Linked DNA regions of Homo sapiens: region 1 is linked to region 2. Evidence: chromatin loops called from intact Hi-C (ENCODE). Cell type or tissue: prostate gland. All regions are shown on one strand. Links, peaks and the distances in the headings refer to the core of each region. The heading gives the core; the rest is flanking DNA. Region 1 has its middle 330 kb from the start of LINC01615. Region 2 overlaps LOC105378142 (a long non-coding RNA gene).

Region 1 (4,392 bases), core at 135-4,134, 140 kb after region 2:
GTTTATCAACAAATGCACCGCGTCCCTGCCCTCGGGTCCTGTCTGTGCACAGTGCGCCCAGAGTTCCTTCTCTTTTTATCCGCCCATTACCTTCCCATTCAGTTGTTGTTATTCTTTACCATTTAGACGGCATGTGTGCATGTGTGTGTATCTTTTCTCCAAAGGTGAGATAGTTCACTGTTAATAGTTCATTTGGATAGTTACCTTAAGAATTTGGGACTCAAAGTTAATACTTTGATTTACAGGTCTGTGTATTTCAATAACTGTAAGACAGTGTATAAATAAACACAAAGACACACATACACACTAAGGGAAAGTACACTGGGACATTTATTCCAGGAAGACAACCTCACCAGAGTTCAGTCCACTGACATCTGGCAGCTCCTCTTTGGGGGTTCTGTTACTGAAAGAGGAAGGGGTTAGTTCTCAAGTAAACTCACCCCTAACCTGACTCAAAATCAGTACTCTGGAGGCTAGAAGTATAGCAAGGGGCCAGCCTAACAGGTCAGCAATTTCTACAGCAAGAAAGAGTAAAACATTGGCCACATTACGTAGTGATGTTAAAGCCAACGATATGAAATATATTATAGGAAAAGCAATATGTTATAATTTCTGAACCGAGGATGAAAATATTTCCTCGCATTTAAGCATATTCCCAGCATCCCTGGAGATATAAAAAGCACGATTTGCACAAAATGTGGTATGTGAAATATTTTAACAATTGTAAGTCCATAAACAGAAATAATTGTTCGCATTTTGAATAATAAAGTAATGAACGGCTTCCAGTTGAAGGGCTACGGCCGTCCGTGACATTCTGTTCCCTCCTGCCTCAAGGCCCCTGGCACTCACACTTGGTAACATCCTCCCTTTGAGTTGGGACAAAGTCCCCGCGGCTCACAGCCTTGGCCTCAGAGCCTGCACCTCCTGAGGCTCAAGCTGACAGGTAGTGGTTCAGGTGCCCTGCACATTCAGAGGCCAGTTGGAGAGGAAGAGAGCAGGAAAACCAGATGTAGGAACTGCATGGAGCAGCTCCTCTCCTCCTTCCCCTCCTCTCCCCCATCTTAGGGAAAGTGCTAACCGTGTCTGCTTCACCCTGCCCAGCTGCAGGAGTCCTGATGAGTGGGGCGCACGCCTACCCTCAGCTCTTGGCCCTGGTCCTGACGGTGGTGGAGTTTTAAACAAGCATTTTGGAATAGTTTGTTGTGCACAAATACATTTTTTTTTTTTAAAAAAACTGCCTTACACCTGCCTGTCCCAGGAATTCTGAGGACATCTGTATTTTTTTGTTTGTTTTACGATCCTTAAGAATTAGGAAATTTGTCCTACCCTCAGAAAGTTTTTTTTTCTTTTTCTTTTTCTTTTTTTTTGAAAGTTAATGATTACCTATACAACCACAAAGGATAAAACATGTTTTGAAATTGTTAAGTATAATTGGAAAACATTTAGTCTCTATTTTAGATTATTTTGAGTTTAAATATAGTGATAGTTGTGTGGGGTTTTTTTCAGTGTATGTGAAGCGTGTTTGTATCTGCAGGTTAGCACTTTGGTCTTTCTGGTGTTCCTGGCTTTCAGGTAGCTACAGAAGCATGTGGTGTGTCTCAGTGGGTTTGTATCTGGGAGCAGCGAAGGAATGTAAATATCAGTGATGTTACCACCAATAAAACTCTATGCCATAAAATACCTCCCTTGTTTTTCAGAGGAGATGCACAGACTCCAGCCTTGGGTAAACAACAGAGCACAAGCGTGGTGCCCGTTAGTCAGCTGGGCCAGAGAGTTCAAAGCCAACCCACATACACTAGCAAAGATAGTCCAGGGTGAAACTGGGGATAGAGAGGCTCAGAGAGTCCCAGGAGGGAGGTTGTATGTCTCGTTGTGTAGGAGTCCTCTTTGCAGTGGAGAAAACCTGCTCCTGTTAACCATTCCTTTTCCGCTCCTTTTATGAAAGCCATTGTGTTTATTTAGTTCAGCAATGCTTCACTTCACTGGGTTCTTCCAAGTTTTGCTGATCTGCCCACGCCACCTTCCTGGCACCTGAAAGCACAGTGTTTTATTCCCTTTGGTTAAGTTTTACAATTAAAATTATGAATTAGGAGACGAAATCCTAAGTTCACACCAACTAGTTTGGGATTGAAACCGAATTCAAAGATTGACCAGGTTTAAGAAGCTCCAACCCCTCTCTGAATTCTTTTTTGATGCATTTTTAATTGATCCATAATAATTGTGCATCTTTATGGGGTACAGGGTGACTTCTCATACGTGCGTACAGTGTGTAATGATCGGGTCAGGGCCATCTCAAACACCTCAAACACTTGTCATTTCCTGGTGTTGGTGACATTTCAGAGCTTATCTTCTACCTGTTTTGAAATATAAAGTAAATTATTGTTAGCTATAGTCACCCTACTCTGCTGTCAAATATTAGAGCTTATTCCTTCTATCTAACCGTCTGTCTGTGCCCATTAAGCAGCCTCTCTTCACCTCCCTCCCTCACATCCTTCTCAGCCACTGTAACCAGCATTTGATGCACCACCTCTGTGAGATCCACTTTGTAAACTCCCACGTACGAGTGAGAACACGCGCTGTTTGTCTTTCTCCACCTGGTTTATTTCACTTCACATCGTGACCTCTAGTTCCACTCATGTTGCTGCAAGTGACAGGATTTCATTCTTTTTAGGGCTGAGTAGTATTCCATTGTGTCTACATATACGGCACATTTTCTTTATCCGTCCAGCCTTTGATGGACACTAGCTTGATTCAGTATCTTGGCTACTGTGAGTTGTGCAGCAGTGACCATGGGGGTGCACATACCTCTTCCATGTAACCATTTCCTTTCCTTTGGGTATATGCCTAGCAGCGGGATTGCTGGATCATAGGGGAGTTCTATTTTTAGCTTTTCGAGAAGCCGTCATACTGTTCTCATTAGTGGCTGTGCTAACTTACATTCCCAGCAACAGTATATGAGAGTTCCCTGTTCTCCCCATCTTTGCCAGCATTTGTTATTTTTTTGTCTTTTGGATAACAGGCATTCGAACTGGGGTGAGACGATGTCGCACTGTGGTTTTGATGACATCGAGCATTTCTTTGTAGACTTTTTTGGCCATTTGTATGTCTTCTCTTGAGAAATGTTTATTCAGATACTTTGGTCATTTTTAGATCAATTTTGTGTTTTGTCGTTGTCGTTGTTGCTGCTGTTCAGTGGTTTGAGTTCCTTGTATATTCTGGATATTAGTCCCTCGTCAGAAGAATATTTTCTCTTATTCTAGAAGTTGTCTTTTCACTCTGTTGATAGTTTCCTTTGCTGTGCATATGATTTTAGTTCAATATAACTCCCATTTGTCTATTTTTTGTTTTGTTGCCTGTGCTTTTGAAGTTTTGGCAAATAAATGTTTGCCTCGACAGATATCCTGAAGAATTTCTCCTATGTTTTCTTCTATCAGTTTCCCGTTTTAGGTCTTACATTGAAGTATTTAATCTGCTTTGGCTGTATTTTTGTGGATGGTGAGAGACGGGGTCTAGTTTTGTTCTCTTGCACATGAATATCCAGTTTTCCCAGCACCATTTATTGGAGAGACGGCCCTTTCCCATTGTTCGTTCTTGGTGCCTCTGTTGAAGAAGAGTTGCTATAAACACAGAGATTTACTTTTGGGTTCTCTATTCTATTGGTCTATGTGTCTGTTTTTATATTGATACTATTTGCTGGTAGAATGCATTTTTTTTCTATTTAACTTCATAATAATGCTATAAAGTAGATGCTGTTATCTCTGTATTAAAGATAAGAAATATGAGTCCTGAGAGGTTGTGCCTCGGTCAGTCATGTGGGTTAGGGCCAGACTCTGGCTGGGGCTGTTTCACCCTAAAGCCATGCTTGTCTTTCCCACAATGTGAAGACTGAAGGTTCTGTTGAGAAAATATTGTGAGAATTTTAAACATGTGGAGACACTGATCTAAAAACAATAGGACCAGTAGGAACACTTTCCTCTAGTGGAAGAAGATAAACAACAAATTCAGAAACTCAAGGGTACCATGACGAAAATACGTAAAAGTGACATGAGAGTAACTCAGAGTGCAGTGTGGGGTGAGGGCAGGACCGAGTCATCAAGACTCTTAGAGAAGAGCTCTCTGAAAGGGTGCCTTTGGAATGGAAATCTGATTAATAGAGAAGCGGCTGTGAGAAGGTCTGAAGGCGGATCTTCCCAAGGGGGAGGAATAATTTATGCAACTGCTCTGAGGCAAGCTTGTGTACTGAAAGCCTTCATCAGCTTTCTCTAGTTATGCTCTTTGCAGCTGAAATAATCTGAAAGTATCCCCTGTCCAGAACACAGCCCTGTCTAGAGTCACTCAAGAAAGGGGCCTCAGAACCGTTGTGGCGCTTCAGCCTCCAGTCTCATGGATGCA
Region 2 (4,392 bases), core at 73-4,072:
AGGCTGGTCTCAAACTCCCGACCTCAGGTGATCCGCCCACCTCGGGCTCCCAAAGTGCTGGGATTACAGGCATGAGCCACTGCGTCACACTGTCGGTCTTTTTCTTATCTCACTTGAGGAGCTCTAAGCAGTGTGGGGGAATTATCCCTTTGTTTATCGTGCAACACTTCATCCGGCAGGATTTTATTTCCAATTTTACCTTGTGTATGTTTTTTTCTAAATATTCTTTTTTTCTTTCATGACGAGATCCACTAAATATATAAGTTGTTTCTTTAGAGGAAAATTATTATGTCTTGAAAGAGTCAGATTATGTTGTTGATGAGGTGAACATTCATCCAATAAGTGATAGTGATGTAATTTAAAGACATAAAATGACTTAATTGTTAAATTCATCAAGTTAGAATTTTTGGATAAAAATTTATATGAGTTTATTTTCAGTGTCCTCTCCAGGTTGAAATTTGAGTTCTTTCACTTGCTATTCATGTGATTTTTGAACAGGTTATGTAACCTCGTTAAGCCAAGATCTCATTCTTCAAATGGGCACTATCATAATGTAGTCATCCTAACACTGTTGAGATGAAGATAAGCAATCAGATGGTCCTCAGTGGGTACCCAATGACTAAAAATGCCTTTTCCTTTTTATGAAATAAGCTGGTAAATTCTGTTTGGATACCAACACAAATCTTCCAAAGATCTTGTCACACCACCCTTAGATTGACTTACATTTTGTGCTACTAACAGCATAGCAAGCCTCACAATCAAATGACCTGCACCTTGCAAAATAGCATTATATAGAAGGCTCAAGTGTAGTATCTAGTTCTCCCTTCAATCAAAAAAATACTGCCACAGGCCTGAGCACATGAAGGCCGTGTGTCCTTTCCTCCACAGCTTGGAGGCACAGGACCTGAAGGGGCTGGGCCAGTGTATGGGGCAGATGCACCCTCGCACTTTTGGTGGTGAGATGGAAGCTGGCAACGTCTCTCACCCTGCATTCCAGCATCAACGCCCTGTCCAGCCCTGGCATTTGCTTGGAATAACTCATCATTGCTTCACAAACCTGCCTTCTGCATGGGAGTAACAGAGTGACATTTGATAGCCCAACAAGTTGTCCTCACGAGTGCCATGAATGGAGCCCTGCCTAGACAGGAGACAAGGGGCCCAAACCTTGGGGATGGCTCAGATGCTGCTAGTTATAGGGGCTGCAGAGCAACAGGCTTTCAGGGGAGTTAGCTTAATACTTGGCAAATTGCGCTGCGCTTGCTGCAAGGAAACCAGGTGGCATTTCTCGAGAGTCCCAGGGGCTTCCAGTCTCCTCTTCCTACCTGGGAGCACTAAGCAGAGGAACCAGAGGGGACTGGGGGTGCAAGATGTGCAAGGAGCTGAATCACATTCATCCCATGCATTCGCTAAACAGACTAACTCATACTAAAAACATGAAAGCAAATCTCACAAAGAATGCTGTTTCTTTTCTATCATTACAAAAAAATCAAGGCACAAAGTATTCACCCGATGGTCAGCTCATGCTAAGTACTGGTCTTCTCTTTACTTTGAATATGGGAAGAAATTCCTGCATCCTCCATGGCTGCCGCTTTCCATGGCTGTTGGTTGGTGCAGGAGACAGACACAGCTTTAGTGTTGCCATAGGAGCTGGCCACCTGGAGAATATTAGGCTTAATTAGCACTTTGACATTTCCCAGGAATTTAAATACACTTGACTCTCACTCCATGTGTATTTTTCTGACCCTGGGGAGGCTGGATGCCAGGGTTCTCTAGCAGACGCTGGTGGCTCCGGGTGGCATGAGCTGGAGCCGCCTTCAGCACCCTGCCAGGCGCCCAGCCTGGATGAATGCATCTTTTTGAGCCACTTTTTGGCTTTCAGAGATTCTGAGGACACCACCTCTCCCTGTTCTCCTGAGTTTTCAAGGAGAGGGTTTTTACTTGGAGCCAGGACAAGAACACTGCCGCGTCTCAGCCGTGCCAAATGAGAACCACATGCAGGAGGCGTCCTGGAGAGCAGCAGACTCGCGGCCTCCTGGCTCCTGGCCTGGCAGCTCCTAGGATGGAGACAGCAGTGCTGGCTGATCGTCCAGCGCAGCATGGGGAGCGGGGCAGGAGAAGGGGCAGGAGAGCTTGCTACTCCTTTTCGTGGCTGTTTTTGAAAATTTTGTGACACTTTTTTTTAATTCCTATAAAATGAGAAATGAAAATTCCATTCATTTTCAGTGTTTAAATGGGAACTGTAATTCTACCCTCTGATGATGTAAAAACAAATAATTCATTAAAATGGGACTGGAAAATGTTGCCACCTCCTGATATTTAATCCATATGTTTTTGTTTTGTTTTGTTTTGTTTTGTTTTTTGAGACCGAGTCTCACTCTTTCTCCAAGGCTAGAGTGCACAGTCTTGGCTCACTGCAATCTCCACCTTCTAGGTTCAAGTGATTCTCCTGCCTCAGCCTCCCGAGTGGCTGGGATTACAGGCGCCCACCACCATGCCCAGCTAATTTTGTATTTTCGTACAGACGGGGTTTCATCATGTTGGTCAGGCTGGTCTGGAACTCCTAACCTCAGGTGACCCACCTCAGTCTACCAAAGTGCTGGGATTACTGGCATGGGCCACCGCACCCAGCCTTCCATATGTATTTAATTCAGAAAATGTATTAGGATGGAAGTTTCAAACAGGCTGAAGAAGGGAAAATGGAAAGTCACTGGTGGATAAGGTCAGACACCACTGTCATTCCACCACAGGCTCTTGGTGGCAGGGGGATTGAAAAGGGGGCCCCCACCCTCTGCATCCAGGAACAGCACACCTGGGCGGTGTGGCAATGTCTGGCATACAGGTGTGTTAGAGGCTGAGCAGGTGAGCAGAGGTGCATCTGTGCCTTTGCACACTGCCTGCGTCCATTGCCCTGGCCTGCCGCCCAGAGCCCTTCCCTTGAGCACAGCAGCCCTCCTGCCAGCTCCCTGGACCCAGTGCCCTTATGGCCTGGAAAGAAAATCGGTTGCCCCTCTTGCCAAGCAAAACACCTCTCCTCTCCTGAGTCATGCTCCTGAGGTGTCGGGAGGCCGGGACCGAGTCCAGTCATTATCCTCCCCCTAGCACCGCCTTCCCCCCACTGATGAGGGCAGAGGGGTCTCACAGCTTCTCCTTGTTCCTCTGCTTCTCCCCACTCCTGAGCCTCTCCCCATTTCTCCGCCTCTCCCCTGTTCCATCTGGCAGCACCATGACATGGTGGAAATAATGCTGGGACTGGAGACAGGTGGTAGCCCCCAGGCCTCTCTCTGTGTGGATAGCCTGGAGCCCTGGTTGTGGGCAGAGAATAGACTGGGGCCAGACTCAGCACAGGTGTGAGGCTCAAGGCAACGGGCCTTGGGAAGTAAGCAGGGAGGGCATCATGGTGGTGGCTACCAGCCTGGGCTGGCATGGAGAGCTTGGTCACTGCATCTGAACCTGTCTTTAACACAGAACTATCTCGACATCCATGGTGCTACCTTAGAAACCAGCCTTTGCTAGAACAGGTAGACGGAATCTGCCTTCTGTATGCTCTGAGTGATTCCAGAGACTGCCACTCTAGGCATTTTCCTACTCGTGGTCCAAAATTGGTCTTTCAGGCGAGTCTAGTTAGGAGACAGCAAGGTGACATGAGGGGTTAGGGGCTGTGTCACTCCAGAACTCTGACCTCCTCCACCTTTAGTCACTGTGTAACTTGTTAAATGTCTCTCCCCGCATTTTCTAACTACTGAAATGGAGATGAATGTCCACCTGTTGGGGTGCTGGGTCGTTTACCTGGAACTGGGTGTGGAGTGCTTAGCGCTCAGCAGGGGCTGGGTTACTGCACCGAACTCCAGTTCCTCCTCCACCACTAGTGCCCTTCCCTGCTCCAAGCCACCAAGCAAACCATCACCTGGGAGAGGCGAGCTGGGCTCCTGCCCTGTTGGGGCACAAGATTCGGGCAGGACAGAGGCTCCTGGACACCCTTCCCCATCAGGCCTGCTGAGAAGACGACCCACGAGGGAAAGCCCATGACCACACTATGTTCTCCAGTGTTGAAGTGACGGGAGACACACCTGGGTATAGAATGGGTATTCTCCCCACATCAGGAGGGCGCGCTCACTTGGATGCTGGCCCTGCTCAACGGCCTCGTGTCCTGCAGCTTCTCCCCAGCATAGCCGATGTGGCATGGCTTCCGTGGTGTTCCTGCTGTACCTCTGCATGTTTGGGTGAGCACTGCTGCACCCCCCCATTTGTCTCTCCTAGATTTGGAAGACAGCGCTGTCCACACTCCTCTCTGTCGTTCATGGATTTGGGGGACAGCGCTCTCTACCCCCTTCCTCTGTGTCATTTGTGGATTTGGGGTACAGCACTCTCTACCCTCCTCCTCTGTGTCATATG

The links. A loop is a pair of places that touch in the nucleus more often than their neighbours do. Peaks named below come from ENCODE experiments on the same cell type or tissue, not always from the same donor. Only the 100,000 strongest peaks of a DNase experiment are listed, where the experiment ranks them.
Region 1: it touches region 2 in a loop (1.8-fold over the local background); 1 of 110 quality-filtered maps calls a loop at or near these places.

Annotation. Positions count from the first base shown.
Region 1 is chr6:168,833,307-168,837,698 of GRCh38, forward strand. No RefSeq gene overlaps it. Among named protein-coding and RNA genes, the nearest start is that of LINC01615, 330 kb to the right of the region's middle. In prostate gland, for the core only: no CTCF peak of the experiment used is centred there; a DNase peak (open chromatin) is centred at 1,695; H3K27ac peaks cover 2,113 bases.
Region 2 is chr6:168,698,113-168,702,504 of GRCh38, forward strand. It overlaps LOC105378142 (a long non-coding RNA gene), which reads left to right. Exons shown (of 3, transcript XR_943294.3): 3 at 1-2,296. Among named protein-coding and RNA genes, the nearest start is that of SMOC2, 260 kb to the left of the region's middle. RefSeq lists an enhancer at 3,512-4,013. In prostate gland, for the core only: no CTCF peak of the experiment used is centred there; a DNase peak (open chromatin) is centred at 2,009.